Regions from separate parts of the Mus musculus genome. Here all the other regions are linked to region 1. The links are chromatin loops, found by intact Hi-C in ENCODE. Cell type or tissue: heart. All regions are shown on one strand.

Evidence for each region. Peaks named below come from ENCODE experiments on the same cell type or tissue, not always from the same donor. Only the 100,000 strongest peaks of a DNase experiment are listed, where the experiment ranks them.
Region 2: a loop joins it to region 1, with 7 times the contacts of the local background. A loop is called at or near these places in 25 of 42 quality-filtered maps.
Region 3: it touches region 1 in a loop (2.9-fold over the local background); 3 of 42 quality-filtered maps call a loop at or near these places.

The regions. Positions count from the first base shown.
Region 1 is chr8:121,110,231-121,118,230 of GRCm38, reverse strand. It overlaps Foxc2 (forkhead box C2), which reads right to left and starts at 2,060. Exons shown (of 1, transcript NM_013519.2): 1 at 1-2,060. The coding sequence starts at 1,616. The coding sequence ends at 132. In heart, CTCF peaks have their summits at 782, 2,077 (motif pointing left) and 4,757 (motif pointing left); DNase peaks (open chromatin) are centred at 388, 1,350, 2,110, 4,720 and 3 weaker places; H3K4me3 peaks cover 4,510 bases; H3K27ac peaks cover 2,674 bases; H3K27me3 peaks cover 4,260 bases.
Region 2 is chr8:121,389,032-121,397,031 of GRCm38, reverse strand. No RefSeq gene overlaps it. Among named protein-coding and RNA genes, the nearest start is that of Gm26747, 26 kb to the left of the region's middle. In heart, CTCF peaks have their summits at 3,681 (motif pointing right) and 6,256; DNase peaks (open chromatin) are centred at 1,561 and 3,711; H3K4me3 peaks cover 855 bases; H3K27ac peaks cover 4,531 bases; H3K27me3 peaks cover 3,667 bases.
Region 3 is chr8:121,308,762-121,316,761 of GRCm38, reverse strand. No RefSeq gene overlaps it. Among named protein-coding and RNA genes, the nearest start is that of Gm33823, 48 kb to the right of the region's middle. In heart, CTCF peaks have their summits at 3,097 (motif pointing right) and 5,117; a DNase peak (open chromatin) is centred at 5,641; H3K4me3 peaks cover 766 bases; H3K27ac peaks cover 6,096 bases.

The DNA.
Region 1 (8,000 bases):
TGCACGGAGCTCTCTGCTCCTGGTTCTGAGAGAGGGGCGCTTTCCGTCGCTTTCTGCGGCTCCGTCGAAGAAGGTTCCCATGGAGGAGGCGAAGCCGGTGCGGTCCTGGGGCTGGAGCGGACTGGACAGCCTCAGTATTTGGTGCAGTCGTAAGAGTAGGGGGCTGCGTGGCGGTAGAGGGACGGCGTAGCTCGATAGGGCAGCTGACAGCTCGCATTGCTCACCTGGGACTCCCCGAGGGACGAGTTGTCCAGTCCTAGCCGGTGCGAGTTGAACATCTCCCGGACGTTGGGGAAAGTTTGCTGTTGGGTTGCAAACGTGTGGCCGGGGAGGTGGCTCAGGTCCCCGCCGTGGTTCAGATACCAGGAGGTGGCCTGGGTGGCGGGCTGCGGCGCGGGAGGGGGCTGCGGGGCGGGCGGTGGCGCCTGCGGGTGGAGGTGGCCGTGATGCTGGTGGTGGTGACCCGAGGCCCCCAACGCGCCCTCCTGACCCGCTGCGAGGTTGAGGGCGCCGAGCGGGGAGCCGGGGCCGCTCGGGTGGTCCGACAGAGCCTCGTCCAGCGCGGGCGGAACGCACACGTGCGCGGGCCGCTCGGCCCCGGTGTACAGACTCATAGCCCGCATACTGCACTGGTAGCCCGCGGAGCCCGCAGCCTCCAGGCCCTGCGCGCACGGCTGCGTGTAAGCGGCGGGTGGCGCTGCGGCGTATGGCAGTGCCAGCGGTGGCACCACCAGGCCGGCGCGCGCGGCCGCTGGGCTCAGATCGCCGCCCGGAGGCGACGTGCGCAGCGTCATGATGGTCTCCACGCTGAAGCCGGGCAGCCCGTTAGGCGCCGCGGCGTGGTGCTCCGGCAGCGAGCCGTCTGGGGAACCTGCGGGCGTGGAGGATGCGCTGCGCGGACTGGCCTGCAGCGCTCCCTCGGGGCTCAGCGTCTCCACCTTGGTGATGACCGGCAGCGCGGGGGACGCCGCCTCGCTCTTAACCACGACTTTCTTCTCGGCCTCCTTGGGCCCGTCAGCTACCGGGGTCCCTGTCGGAGCGCCCTTGGCCGTGGTCGAGGGCGGCTCCTTGAGGTGGGCCCGCTCCTCCTTGTCCTTGGGCACATCCTTCTTCTTGAAGCGCCGCCGCCGCCGCAGGAAGCTGCCATTCTCGAACATGTTGTAGGAGTCCGGGTCGAGCGTCCAGTAGCTGCCCTTGCCCGGCTTCTTGTCGTCGCGCGGCACTTTCACGAAGCACTCATTGAGTGACAGGTTGTGGCGGATGCTGTTCTGCCAGCCCTGCTTGTTCTCGCGGTAGAAGGGGAAACGGTCCATGATGAACTGGTAGATGCCGTTCAGAGTGATCTTCTTCTCTGGCGCGTTCTGGATCGCCATGGTGATGAGCGCTATATAGCTGTAGGGCGGCTTCACCAGGTCCTTGGGCGCCGCGGGCTGGTGGTGGTAGGGCGCGTAGGAGCGGCCCATGCCGGCGCCGTACTGCTCCGGGTGGCCGGAGTAGACGCCCATGGGGCTGGCCATGCCGCCGTAGCTGCCGGCCGCCCGGTAGTAGTTTTGCTCACTCAAATAGGGTACCACTCCCAGGGCGTTGGGGTCCGATACCGAGTAACGCGCCTGCATGCTGCGTCCCAGACGCCCGGTCGCCGCCTGCGCGCACCGACTGCGGCCCGCGGCGAGCGAGGCCCGGAGCAGGAGAGCAGGAAGGGACGGAGCGATGCAGGCAGCCCCGACTCGGGGCAGCCTCGCGGTCCACGCGCGGAAGACGCCGGCGCTCGGGTTCAGCCGACCGGGCGGATCGGCATCCTGAAGGGTGCACGGCAGGCGGCCCCGCTGGCCGCGCACTCTCGGCTTGGCGGGTGGCAGCCCTGAGCTGGCGGCACAGACGCCACGCGCGACCGTGGAGCGACACCAGCCCTTCCGAGTGCTAGAAAAGGAGACAGCGGCTCTCGGGGCCCCGCCAGGAGAACTGCAGCCCGCAGCGTCAGCGAGCTAGGGTCCGGAGAGGCTGCGCGGCCGAGCCCGGAAAAAGAAGCAAAGTCCCTTTTAGGGATTGGGAAAAGTTTCAAAAGTCTTCTGGCTCAAAGCGAGTTTTTACTTTCTTCAGGCCGCGCCCCCTCCAGGAAGTTTGCACCAATCATCTGGCAGCTGCGAGAAGGATGGCACCAATCAAAACGAGGAGCGCCTGAATCCGTCGGCTCTAAGACCCAGATGCTCTTAGCCAGATCTCCCCCCCCCCCAGCTCAAGTTAACTTGAGGACTTTTAAAAATGAGTTACATCTTATAAAATTTTATTTTATTATCACATTTTGTTTAACGAGACCACGTGTCCAGAGCAAAAATTAAAAACCCTGTTCCTTTGGAAAATAAAAAGAAGTTTAGTTTGAAATATAACATCGAATTGATGAAGTTGGGCAGAGATTTGCCCCCAAGACCTTGTAAGTAGGAAAGAGCCTGGAGATTTTTTTTTTATTATTATTAATGGATGAAGAGGCGAATAATTAGATTTCTTAATTATCGGGGCCTAGTTGTAATGGGTTCAGAGCAAACGGACTGAGCGTGTAGGGCCTGTTGAATGCAGTGATGGATAATTCACAGGACGCTTCCAGGTTGAGGAAGAGCCCACAAAGGAGGCCGGGTTGGAGAATTCGGTTCCTCTCCCCTTCACGACGGGGTCGGGCTGGGAGGGAAGGCTTAGTGGGAATGCCAAACTGGGAAGGTAACACCTAAGGAACCATTGGTCCTTCGTCTTCGCTGCTACTTAGGTGATCCATCTGAGTCCTCCAAACAATTTCGTGGGGTTCAGGGAAGCGCGTGAACCCAACTGTTGCTTTCCTGGTCTCCTCTCCCGCATAGACGAGGGCTAGCTTTCCCTGCCATCCATCCCGGCCTCTCCCTTCTCCCCACCTATGAAAGCGCTGTCTGGAGGTTAGGACAAGGCAGCCAGCCCCCGGGAGCTGGTGTCCCCGTTCGGCGTGGGGAGCTCCAAGCCTGCACTCCATCGCCGGCTTCGTCACTGGAAACGCAAAGGAGCGCGGCACTGTGTAGCCTCGGACCCGCTTCCCTAGCTGTTGCCGGGGCCCGGCGTGGGTCCCACTCCGCGGTCAGCATCTTTGGGATCCTGTAAATTGACTGTATTTCAGGCTGTTTGTTTTACTGAGTTTTGATAAGGTGAGCTGAGGACCAGGGGCTCCTTAGAGGGCCTGGTAACTGAAGGACTTTTTTTTTTTTTAATTTTATGCCAACCTTGACGCACAGCGACTCGGAGTTCCCCGACCTTCAAGCGTGCTCCTTCCCTCTAGGAATCCCGGGGACAGTTTGTTTATTTGTGGACTGGTATTTATTCCTTCAACATCTCCAGTCGTCATCGGATCCCTGCTCGGTCCGCTTCCTCAGAAGCACCGAGATGTCCCTACGGAATGGCTCTATGCCTCGCAGAACCTTCTGGAAGTTGTTGGTCCGGTTGGGTAGGGAAGAAGGCGACAGATAAAACATTTGTCTCAGTCTTTCTTCTTCTCCGACCCCCCCCCCACGCCACCACCATAGCCCCCCACCCCCTTTAGATTTTCGGCAAAAGGCTTTGAGAGATTAGAACTCACTGTTTCAGCTTTGGCGGGTGAGGAAACTTTAGTGGCATTGCTTGACGTACCGAAGCAGCAAAATAGGTTTTATGTGTGCTACCTTTGACTCGAGAACCAGAATTTAAAGGACAGGGCTGCACAGGGCCCCCTGACCTGGATGGAGAATCTCGGGAAACACATTTTTGTGGGTGTCCTGGATTCTTTTTTTGACTAATTCCTCTCTCCCCTCCCTTAAAGCAGCAAAGTCAGGCTTCTGGTGCATGTCCGGTGTAGATCTGGGTAGGGGGTTAAGCCTTCCCCTCCCCTCTCAGGGACTCACTAAGAGTTATTGTTCCAATGTCCTTAGTGTGTTTTCGTTCACTTTTTTTTAAAAAAATAACTGTGACAGAAAACGTCTTGCCCCTCATGAAACTCGTGGCAAGTAGTGTTGAATTTTTCTCACGATGTTGCTGAAAATTCCATTCACTGATCAAGAACAACCCCCTCCCCATGGGCTTCCTACAGGGGCACAATTTACTCTGCTTTTATGAGGTGTGTGTGTGTGTGTGTGTCTGTCCCCGTGTTAAACAGCTTTATCAAAGCACGGGGCAGAAACCGAACGCCTCAGACTATGAAATCTAAATTGCCATAAGCCACTTTCTGCCTGCGTATGCCAAATTTAAACCAGTGTCTTCTTAAAAGAACTTTGGTTTAAATTCTCAAATGGATCGACCCACGACCCCTCTCCTAAAGAAAGAGTGGGGGCTCCTGGGGAGGCTCGTTCCTTCGCGCAGGACCTGGCCTCCTTGCTTCTGTGGAGCACTGAGAGAGATGTTTGTTCCGGTTTCTAAAAACAACACTGCACACACACCTGGACTTGGCAGGAACCAGGTCCGGCTCCTGCAGCCAGCAGAGGCCTCAGCTCTCTGAGACTTGCTACATTCTTGCTTATTGCCTGTTCCTTCTCTTCCTTGTCTTGTTGTCAACGAGTCGAAGGCAAATCAGACCCCAGAGGGCCCTGTGTGTTTGTCAAATAATAAGCGATGAAAAGGGCAGGGAGGTGCCTCCCCGGCTTCCCGCCCGGCCCTTCTTCCTCGGCAGGCGCCCTGGCTTCATCACCTGGAGGCGCCTGGCGAATACTCCGTGGGTGGTGGTGCCATCTTGAGGCCGGTTGTGGAACTACTACGGAAAAGGCGGCGGGGAGCAGCGAGGAAAGCCAGTCAGGTTTGGTTCTAATGACGGTGCTGACACCTTGTGGACACCACGACGCTTTGCACTGCAAGAATAAAACCCATAAAGAAGCCAACTGGGCCTGGCGCTTGGCTTATGAAAAGCCATTTTCCGAATGAAGGGACTCTGAGCTCGAGCGTGGCAAACATGGCTCTGGCAAGCCTTACCCTTTTCTCTCATTCCCTCTGCCTGGCTAAAAACTCTTAGATTACATTCCTAACGTTAGCCCTGAAGGTCTATTCCCTTATTTGGCCACTTCCTCCTCCTGAGGCTAAATACCAAGGTCCAGATATCAAAGTTTTGAAGTCTTGCAATCGGAAGCCCTGGTTGCTTCACCTAATCAACTAATGACCACTCAAAACATACTACAGCTCCCTAGCCCGTTCTAACCCGGACCTCCCTTTTTTTTTCTTTTTTAAAGTTACTCCTGCAAGGTCTGCTGTTTTAAAGTTACTCCTGCAAGGTCTGCTGTTTCTCCTCCTGAGTCAGAAAGCGGCTTTTAACCTTTTTTCTCCACCGATTAAAGGATTTCTTTGTGAAAACCGGTGTTTGGGTGCGGTTTGTACCTAATCTGGGGTCCAGGAGGGTGCTCCCCCCCCCACACACACACACTGGCAGGGGTCTCTTTCACTGAAGCTCTGTATTGAGGCTAAGAAACAGAAACATTTTTGAGACTTCTGGAAGTTTCCAGAGAAGCAAGGAGGTTCTCCCCGTGGCTGGCTAGAAGGCTGGATTCACCCCACAGGGCTGTTTAACAAATTGGCCTCTACTTGCAGAGCTGTGTTGTGGAGAAGAGCTGTGGAGTTGAGCAGAGAGCTGACTATTCAGATGTGTGATGAAAGCCAGGTCTGGAGACTTCTGCCTTTCAGGCCCAGCCTGGACCAAGGCAGACAAGCTAGAAGCAGATTTTGTTCTCAACTCTCTGTTCAGCATCCTCTGGGCCCAGGAGATGCCTTCTGTTTTAAAAACCAGATAGCAAAAGAGTCCCAGGTTCCCAAAGGCTTCTTGAAAACTGGCCCGTGGAATAGACAGGGGCAGAGGAACCCCCTTCCCTTGGAGACAGGGTCTCTCTATGTAGTAGACCTGGCTGGTCTGGAACTCACAGAGATTCAGAGATATGTTTTCTTAGTGCCGGGATTAAACATGCACACCACACCCCAGCATCGGAGCTGCTGTTGGTTGGTTGAGTGATTGAGACAGCATTTCTCTGTCTGTGTAGTCCTGGCTGTCCTGGAACTCTCTGTAGACCAGGCTGGTCTCAAGCTTAGAGATCTGCCTGCCTCTGCCTCTTGAGTGCTGGGACTAAAGGTGTGCCCCACCACTGCCTCGCCTCAGAGCTACATATTTTTTTTTAGATTATTTATTTATTTATTTATTTAATGTATATGAGTACACTGTTGCCCAGAAGAGTGAATCAGATCCCATTACAGATGGTTGTGAGTCACCCTGTGTTGCTGGGAATTGAACTCAGGACCTCTGGAAAAAACCTTTCTCGGGACAAAAGTCTCACTTCTTGATGGGTCCTAAGTCATTTTAGTGAGAATTTTCTAGAAGTAGCCACAGTAAAGGAAAGGGTGGGGATAGGAGTTACAAGACATTAAAGATCCCAGAGACTCCATGCCACGTTTGATGCCACATGGCAGAAAGCATAACAAAGGGCAGGTCTGAGGCATTTGGAATCCAGAGTGTGCCCTGGACAGCCGTCTTCCCCAGGTTGAGATTCCTGAGTGAGATAGGACTTGTGCTCAGATAAGAACACGCCCTGCCTGTAGCAAGCACATGTCAAAATATTTAGAGCTAATGTCACAGCCTCTGCAACTTTTAAAGTATTTGAAAAGGGTTGTGTCATGGAGCAGAGCAATTGCCAGGCACTCGGGGCCCTGATTTCCATCCCAGCGCTTTGGAAGAAGACAGGGATAGAGGAAGGGAAGGAGGAAGGAGAGAAGGAAGTGGGGGGGGGGGAGAAAGAAGCAAAGGGTGGAGGGGAAGGGAGGGGAAAGTAAGTACTTGACTAGTGATGGGTGGGACTTTAGCCTGTTTTCAATAAATACTCTGACAAAGGAAATTTCAGCTCACAGTTCCTCAATTTTCAGCAGTAGTGGCAATGTGGCGGGAGGGGGACAGAGACACGACAGGAACTACACACTATAGCCACAGTGAAGGGAGCCAGGGTGACCACCTGGGGGCTGGTGTTCAGCTCTGCTCTGTTTCACACAGTCCAGGACCCCAGTCAGGGAATGTGATGCCCACCACAGTGTTGGATCCTCCCCCCCACTACCCACCCCCAATTAATGCCTCCAAGATAATCCCCCCACACACAAGTTCCCAGTCCCCTCTCCCAAGTGAGCCTAGAGTCTGTCAAACTGACAGTGGACACTAAGTATCACAGCTGACAGAAATAGGAAGCCGGAGTCTCATGAATGTAACAAAATGTATCAAAATGTAACAAAATAGGGGCTTTTGAACTTAGTGCCTCCATTGTAGCAGCCCTGAGATTTTTCTGTAAATTAGGAAAATTTTAAAAATCAAAATATCATTATAATTCTGAAAATAGAACAGAAATGAGGCAGAGAGTAAAGGTCTTTCCACCCCAGTCAGTGGATGGAGAATGTTCAAGAACCTCCTAGGGTCCCCTCTCCCACTGCTCTGGGATTTTCTAAGACTCAGGCCATGAATAGCTGAGAGCTGTACTCAACCTCCCCAGTTTGGACTAGTGTCTCAAAGTGACAAGAAGATGGATTCTGGGACAATAAGATGCACATGGACTGGGCAGAGCCGGGGCACGGTGGGGATCAAGCCACTGCCTGGACATGGCACCTGCTTTACCTTTAGGAGTGACAAAGCCAGGATCACGGTCACTTTGCTTCAGCCAGGACCATCTCCAGGCCCATCGCACCCGCTGAGTCTTTGCCGTCCATCACATTATCACATTCAGGTACTTGACACGCGCGGCCCTTTACCCTCTTCCATTTTTTTCCAGCTACGCCAGTTCAGTGTGGTGGGAACTGCTTGTATCTGCTGCCAGGCCACACTACAGCAGAAGGAGAGGGAATCTGGGCAGGCTAGACGCCATGTTGTTAGGATCTCTTCCTATTTTAATTAAAAAATGTTTTGCATTTATGTGTCCGGGGGAGGGGGACACGCACCAGGTTGACTGTGCTGAGGTCATAGGGCAGCTTCCAGGAGTCAGAAGTCAGCTCTGTCCTTCCAACATGTA
Region 2 (8,000 bases), 280 kb before region 1:
TTTCAGACCTCAGCAGTCAAGGAAGCTTGTCATGGCCTGGGCTGGCAATGGCCTTCTTCAAACGGAAGCATCAGCGTGAAAGGTAGCCAGCAGCAGAGACAATGACATAGGAAATCTCACTGAGCTAGCTCTTTACTGGGGTAGCTGGACTCAGAAACACCCCAAATCCCACCCTTATCACCCACAGCAGTCCCAAGCCTATATGCCGAAGTGTGTTGGACGGCTGTGACACCCTGGAGGGCCTCATTGGCCAGAGTGCTCGGGGCATGTCTGAGTTGTTGGAGTCTAGACCTGAGAAAGCTAACAGGGGTGCCTTGTTGTCAGGGGCAGCCAGCCTCAGGCCGCACCTCAAAGGTACCAGAGCCTGGCCTTGGCCTTTCTCGGCTCCCTGCATCCCACCCTTGGGTGCTGGAGTTGGAAGTCCCTCCGGTTCCCCTTCTTTCCAGGCTCCCTCTTGCTGCGCTCGCTCGGGCTGATGGCGGATTATCCTCCGAAAATCCACTTGGAAGGGATTTTTGTTTTGTTTTGTTTTCTCTACTTGACACTTGAGAGTAAAGTAGGCCATTTATCTTCCAGGCAGAAGAATTTCAACAGTGCGGCCTCTTGGTGCGGCTCGGGCTCCGGGTGTGGAGACAGCTTTAGGTCTCCTTGCAGGGGCTTTGGACAGTCTTAGCTGCTGCCTCCTAAACTCGTGAGCTTTTCTCCCCTCCAGCTAATCCCCTGCCTGCCACCCCTCCCCTGGATCCAGCCCACCTCAAGCTCCACAGACTGAAAGGCGTATTCATGCTCCAGCCGGCTGTTTGTTTAAACTCACCCTGTGTTAGTCCGTGTTAAATGCAACAGAACGAGAAGAAATGGAATTTTCTGCCGGCTTTTGATCAAAGAGAGGACTTGAAAAAATTCAAGACGGGTTCCTGCAGGACACTGTTAAACACAGGCTCTGCGTTTCTGCACGCCAGTGTTTAGTTGGCTGGAGGAACGAGTTCTTTATCCTTTTGATCTCGGGAAGAAAACACACATGCATACACACACACACACACATCACACACGTGTATACATATGACATGCACAAACACATGAACATATAAACACATACACATACATACATAAACATACATACACAGACCACAGACACAAACATGCATGCATCCCCTTAACATACACACACATAGGTATGCCATATGTGTATATGCACACTCATACCCCAGTCACACACATACATGTACACAGACACCGGCACCCATGCACATCCCCACACCATAAACAAGAAACTATGGCCATCCTTTTCCGAGACACCCCAGCTGTGGAGGACCACCCTTTAATGAATTTGAAACATGGCCCCACTGCAAAATGCAAACTCTTTGTTTTTATTCCTTTCATGGGAATTCAGGGTGAAGTCTCTCTGTTCTCCAGGCCACAGGATGCCGACCACATGCTCAGAACACCCTGTCTCTCTCACCCCATCTATCTTCGTGGTGGGACCAATCATGAAATGTCCATCCTGGCTCCCCAGCTTGGAGGCAAATGCCGATGAAATGTCCTTAACATGTCCCCATTTCCTGTCATCCAGGGAGATCCCCAGGGGCTCGGGCCGCTGAGTTTAAGGCAGGGACCGCAGATCTGCAGCAGAGTCGATGGCCGTCTCACGCAGGGAATTTGGAGGTTTCGATCAGCCTGATCCACAGCAGCCAGTCAAAGCAGCCTTCGTATTACATGGATACACAGGCTAATACCCCAAGCTCTTACTTAGACTGACCTGGGACCAGTGCAGGCCCTGGAAAAAGTTAAAACGTGCCCTGCCGCCTTCCCCCTCCTCACTCGCTTTTCCATTATGGAAAAAAACCCGATTTTTTTTTTTTTTAATTTGTTGTGTTTCTACAATCGATTGTTTGGTTATCGGCACTGCCCGTTTCCTGATGCTCATTTCTGTTTCGACACAAATCAGTCTCGTTTCCTTTTGGAATAAGGATCAGGCTGGGAAGTGGACCCAGAACCGTGAGTTTTCCCTCTGTTCCCTCCAGCCCCGAGCTCCTGAGCCCCGCTTCAGCTCTGGGGTGACTCTCCCCAGCCTCCTGGCTCTCCTGGGCCAGTGCAGGCAGCCTGAGCTCTGCTCTCCCCATTTAGGAAGGAGATTCTAGAATTTCTACACAAACATCACATAGGAAGGGGAGGGAGGGACTTCCATTTTCATTTTAAGGCTCTAAAAGAAGGGGAAAGTAAACAGGGTGGGCTGTTTTATCTCAGGGGTTCATGGGGAGTCCCTACTGAATTTACCAAATAAAATGAATTTCAAAATTTTCATTTTCTCATTTTATTCCGGCAGAAAATGAGTTTGCCTTTATAATATCCAGAGCTTTCAAACTCTATTGAGTGAGAAATTAAGTTACAGAAAGTAAATACTCTGGTCTCTCCACACGCCCGAAACGAGACAGCCTGTCACTGTAACATGATAGCAAGCCCGGCTTTGGGGTCCAGGATCACTTATTATTTTTTTTTATGATGTATAATAATGAGAAACAAGACCCAGTTAAAATGTTCCTCTTTTAGAATGGTTGAAGTGTGATACAAAATAAATTTGATTGTAATTTTAATTTGTAAACCTAAGTTGCCAATTAAAAAAAAATCTTCCCAATGTCTTAAAACACGGAAAAAATGTAAAGAAAACAAAAATGAATGTTCTTGGCCACGGGAAATTCTATCTTTATATAGAAACACACATGTAAGGCAGGCGCTCTGGTAACGGGAGTGCTTTGCCTTTCGTTACAAAGAGAAAGCAATATTTGAACTGCAGAACGAGCGGACACAAGGAAGAAGGGTGGCTGGCTATTTGCATAGGAAAATCCAGAGACCGACACTAGGCAGATGTGGGCTTGGACTGTGATTGTATTTATAACAAAAGCTACATAAATGTAAGAAAAAAAGAGAGAAAGTTATTTTGCTTAAGTGCCTGGAAAAAAATTGGAATAATATTTGGGTTACTCCTGTCTTGTGCTTTGTGTTCTGGAAACCCGTGGGGTCCAGGAAGGATTAGAGAACTCCACTGGGGACTTGGGGAGACAGCCGAGCCTTAAAGAGTGCTTGCTGCTCTTCCAGGGGACCCAAGCCGGTTCCCAGCATTCACATAGGGTGGCTCATACTCTCTGTAGCTCCAGTTTCAGGTGATCCAGTGCCTCTACCTCCACGGGCACACATTCATACATGCGTGCATGTGTGTACGCTCACACACACACACACACACACACACACCCCAAATATTTGTTTTTAAAGCACTTTACCTAAATCGGAAGTGTGTGTATTGTGTATTTGTGCATGTGCATATGTATGTGTGCATGTGTGTGTGCACATGTGCGTGGGAGAGACTGCATGTGTGCATTGAATATGTGTGTGTTTGGTGTGCTTGTGTGTATGTGAGTGTCTCACACCCGTAACCTCAGGAGGTATACAGAGGGGTAAATGGAAGGGAAGATAACTTTTACCTCAGAAATTCTCTGTTAACACAAAACTCTTAAATGATAAAAAAAAAAAGCATATATATATATATATTAAAGGTAGGTCGACGGGGGATAGATCAGCGTGCCAATACAGAGAGGCAGGCGACCGTTTCTCTGTGATTCCCACCAATCCATATTCCTTTCTTCACTCTGGACCCTTGAACAGAAAGCAACCTTCTTGGGGACGTCTGGCTGCTGCCCAGTAGATGGTGCTGTGACTTCTAGAGATAGGAGGGTGGAGTGGGGGTGGGGAGGGCAGGACAGTGAGGTCTGCCACAAGCCCATCTCTGCGAACTTCCACGGAAAGAGGAGACTCCTCTATGAGGCCTCTGCAAGGTGCCACCTATCAAAGACTATTTAAAGTAGTTAGGCCAAATGTCTGTCACCAAATGTCCGATCCTTAGGAAAGGACCTAGGGGGTAGAGAGAGAGAGGTGTGGGGCACTTAGGAGACACTTAATATCTCAGAATTAAGGTGCCTGACCACACACTCTCTGCCCTCATGGTCACCACGGAGACCGAGTGCCCGCAGAGTTGAATTGACAGGTGTCAGTCACGATGGGCACCTAGTCTCGGAGGATGGCGGGGAGAGTCTGGGCCGGAGCTACTCCCTGTGTCTTCCCATTGGCACCTGTCAGACACTGGCTGCTCTTGGCTTTAGCTCTCTCCTGTCACTGTCTCCTGGTCAGGAAGAATTTTTCACCTTCTTCCTCAAGTGAACATTTTTCTACCCGTCTCCCTAAGAATGTGGTCCCGTGATTTGTCGCACTGAGTGTTTAATCTACAGACATTTTCAGATGACCTTGATGGACAGCATGGCTCATTAATTTCTTTTAGGCAACCATTAGCTGAGCTGTTTCTAATCTAGAAGGCAGCCTGAGTGTCGGCAAAATATCTCAGACAATCTGGGATTCCACAAAAGCAGCAAAAAGATTTATTTCCTTCTCTGAGAATGGGGCTCTTTCTTCTTGGGGATGAGCGAGAGGAGGCTTCTCTGGGCTCCACACTCGACGGTAAAGACAGAACGGCGGAGGGAGAAGCGTGACTTCATCTGGTCTGGTAGCAATTAATCTCATATCGTTTCTTGAAGTTTTAATTGATTGACACACCAGCTTTTATGCTTGTATGTGTTTACAAATTGTACGAGTTAGTTACCTTCCGTTCACAGCAAGGGTTCATGTATTAATAAAATGATTGTGCAAAAAAAAAAGAAAGAAGAAAAGAAAGAAAGAAAGAAAGAAAGAAAGAAAGAAAGAAAGAAAGAAAGAAAGAAAGAAAGAAACCACCAGCTGTTTAAATAAATTCTGTTCTGGTTTAAAGATTCTGCCCTTTGGGAGAAAGTCATTCTGAGTTGAGCGGCAGACACCAGCGAACAGTTACCATGTAAATAAATCTTCCTGTAACTTAGCGCTATTTTTCTTGTGCAAGATACTAACACATTAGAAAATAAACTTTGTGTGTTGGGCCCTGTTTGTATGGAGCAAGCTTCTGTAAGATGATCCGGAGAAAATGTGAACCAACCCCCGTGTGTGTTGGCTTCTTAGCTATTTGATATGTAGAAAGCTCTAGAGAATAAAAGGGGGCAGCTCTGGCAAGAGCCATTCACATTTCCGCTGTCGCACGGAGGAGCTGTTATCAGAGCGAGGGCTGACGCACAGAAAGAGCCGGTCACCTGGCACGTTGGCTTAGGGGATAATTTAATTACCCACCAATTAGTGTTAACTTGCATTTCTGCCCAGGCCGGCCTTCTCGAAGTCTTGTTTATTTCTAGAAATCAGGATGGTGACAGCTGTAATAGGCCATTCAGCAGCAAACATTTTCTCATTTAATTGAAAATATTTTAGCTTTCAGGGACCAAGCAAAGCAGGACTTTCAGGGTTGATGTGCAGAACTCCTGGCTGGAGGGGAGTAGGGGGGGGGGGAGTGTTAAATAGAGAACTCCCCAGCCTGCCCGGCTGTGCCTGGCCACTTCCCTTTGCCTGGCAAGTTGGTGGGTTTTCACGGTTGGTGCGGCCACCCCACCCCTTTGGAGATTTTTTTTTCCTCCCGGTGAAGGGGAGAATGCAGACTCAGTTCCCCCTCTACATGTGGGAGTGACTAAGCATCTTGGGAGGCCCGAGTCGCTGGCAGGCATCAGCTGCATCTGTCACCAATAGCGTCAGCAATAGCGTGCTGGTTCAGAGACTGCATCTTATGTTTGTAAACTTCTCAATTTTTGTTTTCCGAGAAAGGCATGATTGATCTCTAGGCATAAAGGTGGGGAGATGCTCTCTGGTCCTCCCTGACAGCTGAAGGCAATCAGGGCCCATCTTTGGTGCCGTGTTTTAGTTAAAAGGTAAAAAGAAACGCAGACCCTCAGACCAGGAGACTCTGGAGGTATGCAGCCTTCACCCCAGGACCCCCACCTCTGTTGCTTCAGGGGAAGTTGGTCCTGAAGGATCCCAGGAGTCTCACCTTGCCCCTCTGCATATCCCTGCCTACCATCGTGTGGTTCTTTTGGAAGGAGACAGGAAACCCTGGATTGACATTTAGGGATCAGCTAACACGTCTGAACTGGGTGTGAGGAGGAAGTCTCCACGTTCCTTTGTGCAAACGAGCTTCACAGATCAAACCCGCCAGGCTCTTGTGCAAACTCTTCTGCACTTCAGGAGAGTGAGCCTTGGGAGGCAAAGCCCTTCCCAGCTAGCTGCATGCCCTTCAGGAGCAGGGTAGTTCAGATCTCTCCTGCCGCCGTGGCTCTGTCTGGGGATATAACTTGGCCGGTAGGGGCAGTGGTTCCACAGTGTGGAGGAAGGCTTCCTGCATCTCACCCATCTCCCTGCTGCTGTTCTGTATGATGCTCTCCCTTCATCCCCTTGCCCACTCGGTGTCCTGGACCTCGCTTTCGTGTTTGTACAACATTGGTAGCCGACTCTCCCTTAACTGGAGCCCAGGCCTGTGGTGCATAAACGCCCCAGGCTTTCTGGAACCCCCCAGCCATGCTTGCAGCCACTCTGCAAACTCCACCACACTGAAGGCAAACCAGTGGTCGTTCCAAACTCACCTGGTGGCGTCTCCCAATGAGTCAAGATGGAGAACAATGCCAATAACCTCTCTGGACACTTAAAGAAACTTAACACGCCCTGAGGGCTAAGCCAGGGAGAACTGGTAGCTTGGGTTCAGGACAGTACTTTTAAAATACTTTTTAAACTTCCCTTTTTGAGAAAGAATCTCATGTAGCCCAGGCTAGCCTTGAACTCTCGATGTAGCTGAGGATGACCTTGAAGTTCTGATCTTCCTGTTTCTACTTCCTGAGGGTGGGGATGGCAGATACCAGGGGATGGAACCTAGGGGTTCCTGCATGGTAGACAAGCACCCTATCGGCTGAGCTAGACCCCCACCCCCTAGCCCACACGTTCTTAACAGGCTTCACTAGGTAGCATTTTATGGGGTGACCAGCTGAGTGGATGAACTTGGAAGCAGAGCCAGGCTGTGTAGGGAGCGAAGGTGCCAGAGAGAGTGGCTTTGGGTTCATGTTGGGTTCCGTTTCTTGTTTAGTGAGTTTCTTGCATGTTTAGCCCTTTGGCTGTTTTCTTCTGCATAAACTTCAGTTTACATTTTGCTTTCTAGAGCTTTGCACTTGGGTCAAAAGGGCCTGGTTGGCAGGGCGCACCCAGTAAAGGTCTTGCTATGGCCCCTGATCTCTGGAAGAAGCACTGAAGAACTATCTGCCCCACCTCTCAGATGCCACCTAGCTGGGTGTTCCCGGGGCGTTTCTCAGACTTGCTGGGTCCTGCTTTTCTATGGCTTGTAGGAGGAGGGAGTCAAGCAATCGCTAAACAAATGTCCCTAAGGTGCTAGAGACCAGGGAGGTGTGTTCTCTCACCTGAGTGGCTACCACCACCCCAAGTTAGGCATGTGGGGTCTTAGACCCCCCAAACCCAGATACAGAAGTCTGAGGACTTCTGGAGATATACCCCCACTCACAGAGATGAAGGCCAACAGGAAGCTACAAAAAACAGCTCCAATGCCGAAGACCTCCAGGGAGACAGTCGCCCCACAGCCTGCTTTCCTGTGAGCCTCGAACCCACTGGGACACAGGGGCTGAGACCTGCGCAGGTGCCGGCGTCGACTGTCCTCTGGGAGCTTTGTCCAGTGTGTGTGTGTGTGTGTGTGTGTGTGTGTGTGTGTGTGTGTGTGTGTGTGGTGGGGTGTGGCCTGGGATACACTGCAGAGCCAGCTAGAGCCTCAGGCAGTGTAGCCCAGGTTCCCTGCTTACTCCATCCTTGCATTCCTGGGTCTGGGAGGAGGGTCAGGGCTTTGAAGCTGAAGGGATAGCAAGGCATGGAAGGCTGGCTGTGGGTCACAATGGGGGCAGTGTGGTTAGGGTGGGAGCCAGTGTAGTGGGAAGTCAACAGGTGAAAGCTACCCCTGATGAGCTCTGTATGTCATCAGTCCTCCACAGGCTCCTGTGTTCGAATACCCGGGCCTCTGCTGGTTGGTACCATTTTGGGAAATAACAGAACCTTTA
Region 3 (8,000 bases), 200 kb before region 1:
ATGGAAGGGGCAGAGGGGGCTGGGATATCACCCAGGAGATGGCTGGATGAGAGCCAGGGGCCAACTGGTAGGTGTGTCCTCAGGTCCCAAGGCAGGACACCAATGAAGGTGTCTCCATGACACTCGGTATTGTGTTGGAAGGACTTTGGCAAGGTGATTATGTGCATCTACCCTAAGCTTTGTCCCCTGACTGGTTTATAGTCGTCTGGACACCCCTCATCTTCAGACTGTGGCCTCTCCTGGCCTAGGTATCAGGGTGTCGCCTTACCATGTGGAAAAGAGATGGCGTGTGTACCACTCACAGAACTGAGTCTTGTGGCTGCCTTGCCACGCCCCCCAGGGGGTGAGGCCAGGGAGGAAACAAGAGCACCCAGACTCCCACCAGCCTTGTGCTGAGTGCTGGCCAGTACTTTGGCCTTCCCATCCCTAGAGCTCGCTGCTGGCTATCCCCCTGCCCCGGAGAGCGATCCATCTCCAACTTCGAAGCTGTCTAGACTTGTTATCAGGCCCCTAATTCCTGAGAGCTGAGCGGGCAGTGGGCTGTCGAGATAGCAAGGGGGTGAAGTCACTGGCGTAAATCTGAGGCAGGAAGTCCATTCCGGGCCGATGGACGAGTGTGGGCCAGTGCCCGCGGGCCGAGATAACGCGTCTAGACTCGGCTGGCCATTTCCTCCTCTTCCGTGTGTCCTGTGGGCCTCGCCCTGCCTTCCTGCTTGCCCACTGCTCCAGTCCTGGGAGAAGCCCCTCTGGAGGAGGCCTCACCATTATCTGAAGAGTGGCTGCTGGGGACTCTTGGCCTCAGCTGGGTGTGGATCCTTTCCTAAATCCCAGAGGCCTTTCTGGAAAGGTCACACTGGCCTCTGTCACTGTCATTTCAGAGAGACCAATGGGTTAGGGAAAAGTGACGATTTTTTCCCTCCTGTAGCCAAAGGTCACTGGAAGGCCATGGGGGGTGGGCTGGGAGGACCCAGTTGATGTCAAACAGACCTAGCTATTTCCACAAGTCCTGCAGGAAAAAGCCAGAGTGAGCAAGCCTTATCTGGGACTGCCTCAGGCTTGTGGGACTCTGTTCAGCGTTTTGTTTCTGGAAAGAATAGCTAGTTCCATTGACCTGTAGGCACGCTGGCTGATCCTGAATCTTGGAGCTAGAGCAGGAGAAGAGGCCAAAGCTTCCTGTCTCCAGGTAAAGCCCACAGCATGCAGGGGCTGTGTGTAACCCAGGACTCAGGTGGAGAGCACAGGAAAAGCCCAACCTGTGTCTTGATCAGCTACCTTCAGTCTCTGAGACCTGGTGGTGTGTGCTGGTGGACTGTGATCTGGTGGGGGAATGTTCCCATAGGAAGGCAGAAGGTGTCCATAGTCACACCTCCACAGCCAGCAACGACAGAAGTCAAGAGGGCCTGCCCGAGAGCCCAACACCCTATGTCATGTCCAGCGCCGCACACACGGCATTCCGTCATAGATGGAATCCTGTAACTTGGTTGGAGAGACGGCTCAGGAGTGAAGTGCTGTGCCTTCCAGGATAATGAGAGGCCCTGTCTCAAAAAAAAAAAAAAAAAGTAGATGATATGCCTCTGAAGTGGTACACACCTCAACATCCACAGCCACACCAATACACACAAGTATACTGACATGCACACATGTGCACACACATGAGTAGCCTTGTTTGTGAGGAGCTGGGTTAGAGTCAGAACACAGGTAGGGTGGAGCTCAGAGCTCAGAATAACTCTCCACAGTCTGCCGTTCTGAATGACACAGCTTGTGTCTTGAAGCCACTGTATCTGTTCTGTCAGGCTCCATGGTTACACAGCTGAGAAAGGGGGTCGAGATGCCAGATACCATGGTCACTGCTGGGCCCCTCCTGCCTCTGCCATCAGGCAGGGCTGTACTTTTCTGAGATTCAGTGAGGTCTGCTGAACCCTGGCTGAGCACTCTCCACAGACATGGGAGTCAACATACACAGCAGGCAGCAGAGGCAACTAGGATGGCCTGAGGTTCTCTCAGCAGTGAATGGGGTTTAATGGGACCAGACTCCAGGGAAGGGACTGGACTCCCGTCCTATAGAACCACAGCAAGGGATGCTGCTGCTACTCAAGTCCACAGGAAAAGCTGTGTTTAAATGATGGGCTGTGTGACAGTTAGATAGCCAGACGATAAACTAACCAAGCTGGGGTTAGTATGCAGCCATGAAAAAGAACAGTGCACCCTCTATATCCAACATGAAATCCTTGTCAAAGGGAGCAGCAGGAAATGATAAAGGCCCTTAAATGATATAAGCCCTATACTATAAGCCCTACACAGGATGCATGCATCTTATGCATGTGTGCACAGGCTCACACGCTCCCTAAAGGCTGCTGTTCTGCAACCATAGATCTCTCTGCTCCTGCACTACCATAAGTGCAGCCAGAGGAGGCTGGGGCCCATTTATAAATAGAGCTGAGAATGGGACATTGATGCTCGTCTCAAGGGAGCTGATCAGGACACAGCGCTCAGCCCTGTGGGATTGCATCACAGAGACTCCACGGCCTTAGGCAGAGATGGATGGCCTTGGCCAGCTCTGAGCAGAGGCACCATTCTGAAGGATCTTTTAAGAAGTTTGACAGTGGGAGGCCTGGGGAGGGCACGGGCACTTAGTGCCCTCCCCATGGCTGGGACTTTCTGGCTGGCCCAGTGGGAGGGGCAGGGTCAGGGGTTATCTGCAGGTGGGCAGGGGGCCCCTTGGTCTGCACATCTGCCGAAGCCATTAAGGGGCCCCCTCTGCTCCCAGGAGGGTTGTGTCTCTTTAGCACCAAGCTCAGGTTTCTGACCTCTGAGCTTCTGGTATCTTTGCAGACCAGGGCCTTAAAGAGCTTTTCACAATTTCAATGAGAGGGATGGTGGCTTGAGGGACAGTCAGGGCAAGTGACAAAGGGCCTCTCCTCTCTGCTCAGGGTGAGATCTGAACTGCCCGCCGACACAGGGTGCTGCCCAGATGGTGTGCAGGTGGGAAGTGACATTTGTTCTTGACGCCAAGGATGCTGGTGGTGATGCCAACAAATGGCGGCCATGTGTCCTGTGGGGACCCCTGGGAGCCAAATTCAGTCCGGGAGGTTTCCAGCTTCCAGTTCAGACCAGCAGGAGGCAGCAGGGGGAGGAATAGGCATGGCTCTTGGTAGACTGACCCTAAGAGTCAGGCAAAGTGCAGACCTCTGCAGGCCTGTCCGAGAAATGGGATCAAATCCTGCCTGAGCAGATCCAGTGGTGGGAGGGGACATGGGGCAGCTGCATGAGAGACCATGTCCCTGACCATCATATGGCCAGGAGGTTGGGCACAGTAACCCTAAATCCTGCCACGCTGTGCCAGGGAACCGCTTGTTCTCACTTGATAAACAAGGAAACCAAGAAATTCACCCACAGCCTGCCCCTTCAACATTACACCAGCATGTCTCAGCACAGGACACCTTGCTTACTTTTCAGCCTAAAAGGGGTGGCAGCCATTTCTGGCTAACAGCTTTCTCTCCCCAGCTCTGGCTCCTGTCTGCAGGTGAGTCTAGGAGTGTGCCCTGGCCCCTGGTGGAGCACTGTTCTCAGTTTCTGCACAGTATACAGGGAGGTTCATGATGCGTAGATGTGCAAACATGGGTGGGCTTGGAGCTCTTGCGTCTCACAGCCTGGAGCCACCATCTGCCAGCCTGAGTCCTAGCAGCACAGACTAACGGTGAATAGGGCCCTCTGGTTATCTACTTTGGGACTCTAGCCTGTCTGAGAACCCTGGGCCTGCACCTGCCTGAACCCTCCGGAAAGGGCCTGTGTCACAGGGTAGAGAGGCTGGCGAGTGCCACGTCCTGCTGAAGTCATGCTGGTCAATGCTTTCTCCATTCTTTCTTGGTATTTATTTGAAAATTGACTCCCATGTCTCAGTGAATCATCTCAAAGTTCTTCAAGGGATACATGGCTTGTCGCTCTTTTACAGGAAAGAAAACATGGCGCGGGGGGGGGGGGGGCAGAAGGTTCTGAGCCACGTGGCTCAGAGCTGAGCCCGGGTCACACTTACTTTCCACAGCCTTCTCCGTGTGTGCGCATATGTGTGCATGCAAGTATGCATGTGTGTGTGCATGTGTGTGCATGCATGTGTGCATGCACGTGTGTATGTGTGTGTGCATGCACGTGTGAGTGTGTGTGTGCATGTACACACATCATGGTTGCAAAAGTAAGTTTTCTCTTCCCATCATATGGGTCCCAACGGATTGAACTTAGGTTGTCAGGCTTGCTGGTAAGTGCCTCTCCCTGCTGGTCTCCATCCACCACTGGCCTCTGGCTCCACTCTCTATTGTGAGAACAAGCTTAGTTAGGTTGGCCTCAACCCTGCCTCAGCCTCCTGAGTACTGGGCTATATCAGCTGTCACTCCTCACTTCTAAATGCTTGGGAACATGAAAGAGCAATGGGGGGAGGACCCTGACACAGAGATGTGACCTGGAACTCCCCTACATGACATAATGGGGAGACCTTTCCTATATCCCTAAACCACAGGGTTCTGAGCCTCAGAATCTGAACCAGCCATGGGGGTGAGGGTGACAGGTAACAAGACCCACTGTCACCCCAACATCAAGACAAAGTTCAAAGTTCAGAAGCTGCCAACTGGTTGTTTCTATGTTAGAGACCCCAAGGTTTTCTCTGAGAGAATCCCACCTACCCCTTGTGGGGGTCTGCTGAGGCCAGGCTAACTGCAGTCTATACTTTCTGTGCCTAGGAAGCCGGCCATCCCATCTGTTGCCCGAGGAAGGCCTGTGAACACCAGCTATACCCTCTGCAGCCTCTGGTGGCACACTGGCTGGTTCTGACCCTGAATGACCTCAGCACTCCCTTCTCCATCGAATCCACTTCTCATGCCCACACTTATTCATCCTGACTGTGCCAAGCCCTAAGTCCCTTTAATCTGTCCCCTTGGCCTTGTCTCCAGTAGCTCTGCATTCCCCTGTGTTCAGGTCCACCCTCTGCCTACCTTCTCTCACCTGCTGCTTCTGCTCTCGTGACCCCTGGGGAACCTCCAAGTTTGGGTCTTTATTTCAAGTGCTTTCTCACAGGCCAGCCCACAGGAGGGGCACCTGTGTGAGATTAAGTGCCCTCCCGCTGGTGGTCTAGTGGCTCAATGGCGCCCACTCTGGCCAGGTGGATTAACAACAGGTACACAGGGCTCTACGTGTTGAAACTGGCAGATTCCCTTTCCAAAACCCCCATTCTGCTGGCAATTATTAAGCTCTTACTGTTTATCTGCCTTGGAGAGGGTCCAGGGATGGAGGCGAGGCTGGTCACCCTGCCACAGAGATGAGAGAAAAGGCATGGGATCCTCTTGCAGGCTGGGATTTCTGCCTGGGGCCGAGGGAGTCTGGTGGGGGCAGGGCGGCGTGTAAAGTTTCCTCTGTCCTCCTCACTGGCCCCTGCATTCCCCCCTTTGGCTCCCAAACGATCCATCAGTCCATGGCTCACCTGTGAAACCCAAGGCTGGGAAGCTCTCTGCTGCTCTGTTACAAAAATCAAGATTTATCGGAACATGACAGGCCTGGAGGGTTTTATGACATGCACGGCGCCAATTCCTCCCGCTAACCTATTTGTCCCTGGTGGGGCGGGAGTGGTTTACGACTGCCAACACCACTCCATCTGCTCCGGAGCTTGTGACGCTGACAGCGGGGACAAAATGTCCAACCCTGTCCGGGCCCCGCGGCGGGATTATCGCTTCAGGACTTGGGGGCATGGGCGTGCTCTCCTGGAGAAAGACCCTGGGCTCACCCCGGCTCTGCCTGTGGGGATGAAATTCAAGCAGCTCTGACAGTCTGTGAATTATCTGTCTTGCAGCCTTCCTCCTCCTGGCTCTTTTATCTCCACGGTGGAAGCCACATCGGGGTAAAAACGGAGGTTTTTCTCCCCGTGAACTGTTCTTTTGACATCTCTACAAAGGCCTCATGACACCCAAATTACCTTCGTCTCAGGAAATAAAGACACAATGTGGGGACCATTTGGAACCTCTTAAAAGGAGAGGTTGGCCTGATCTGGAAGCTTCCAGGGAGGCTAGGAAGCGTGTGTGTGTGTGTGTGTGTGTGTGTGTGTGTGTGCCCCAGGGTCCAGGGAGGGGTCCCCACCAGGCAACTGGAAGTACCTGTAACGCCATGAGCACTGTCTTGGGCCACCCCCGAGCATGTGCATCCAATAATCTTGTCTTATACACAATGGCATTTTTGGTGTGTTTGGTGAGTGAGCTCTACCCCTCTTCAGCCTGAGAGCCTGTTCCAGGATGCTGAAACCCAGAGATGTGTGACAGGCTGCAGAGGGGCCTAGTAGGTGACTCCTCCAAAAGCTACTTTTTGTTGAGAAGGATCCAGGCTGGAGGATCACACCAGTTGCTGCAGAAGACCAAGGTGGCTGCCTCAGGAATGGTTGATGGCAGCCACAGCCACTGATATTACAGGGTCAAGTGTTTCCCATGGCATCTAAAGCTGCGATGTCAGGCAGTGTCCTCATGGGGCAAGGCCAGGGTAGAGAATACCCATGTACCTCCTAGCCTCCAAGTGGAAACCCAGGCTGCCGAACAGGTCTGTCTCCACAGCCGTCTGAACCTTCTCCACTCAATACATGCACCAACCCACCCAAACTCAACGACTTTCTCCAGCAACCTTCAACAGCCTATGAGCTCAGTATGCAGTAGGTGCCCACTTGATGCTCAGGGATTCCAGTTCATCGTCAGCTAATCCAAGGAACTCAGAACCCCCTCTCTGGCACTTAACAGTGGCCATGGTCTCTAGCAAGGCCATGAGCCCAGAGCTGAGATGACAATAGGACCTAGTCCTAGCCCCAGTCTGCTGGGAGGGCAGGGCAAGATGCTGTAGGAAACCTGTGTAGAGAGGCATGCAGTAAGTGCACAATACGAGCTCAGCCCAGTGAAGAGAAGGAGAAAAAGGAGGAGGAGGGGGAGGAAGAGGAGTGGGAGGAGGAGGAGGAAAAGGAAGAAGGGGAAGAAGAAGAAGATGAAGGGGAAGAAGAAGAGGAGGAGGAGGAGGAGGAAGAGGGAAGGAGGGGGAGTAGAGGGAGGGGAGGAGGGGGAAGAGTTCAAGGAAGAGGAGGAGGGGGGAGGAAGAGGGGGAGGAGGAGGAGGGGAGGAGAAGGAAAAGAGGAGGAAGAGGAAGAAGGGGAAGAAGAAGACAAAGAAGAAGAGGAGGAGGAAGAGGAGGAGAAGGAGGAGGGGGAGGAGGGGGAGGGAGAGGAGGAAGGGGTAGGGGAAGGGGAAGAAGAAGGGGAAAGGGAAGAAGAAGAAGAAGAAGAAGAAGAAGAAGAAGAAGAAGAAGAAGAAGAGGAGGAGGAGGAGGAGGAGGAGGAGGAGGAGGAGGAGGAGGAGGAGGAGGAGGAGGAAGAAAGAGGGAGGGGGAGGGAAAAGGGAAAAGGGAAATGGAAGGGGTAAGAGGAAGAACTCAAAGGAAACCTCTGTCCTCTCCCCCAAAGCACCACCCTGGGAAACCTGAATGCCCAAGTGCCCAAGTGAGCTGGAGGGCGTGCCGCCTTGCTTTCTGAGCATGGCTCATGCTACTCGCAGCTGTGCCCCTGGTGTGGCACACACCAGCCAGTGTCCATGGACAACAAAGCATATCTGAGTGGCAGGGAGCAGCCCCTGCACACCACTGTTTATTGACCTTGAATGACCAAATATATTTATATACAAATGAGAAATAAGGAACATTGACTCTGAGTGCCCAGTGTGGCCTCACTTCCAGTGTCCTACCACCCTATGGTATGGCCCGGGGCACACAGATTCCTGCTAAACTGGCTGTGACTTGAACTTAAAGGAAGGGGTGTGCTGGACAGCTCAACCACAGGAGGCATCTTTGTCAAACATCCAACCCTGGGGGAGTAGGGCCGGGTGTGGTAGTGCACACCTGAAAACTCAACTTTCAGGAGGTAAAGACAGGAGGCGAGCCAGACTGGGCTATGAGAGCTATGAGAGAGAGACAGAGACAGAGAGACAGAGACAGAG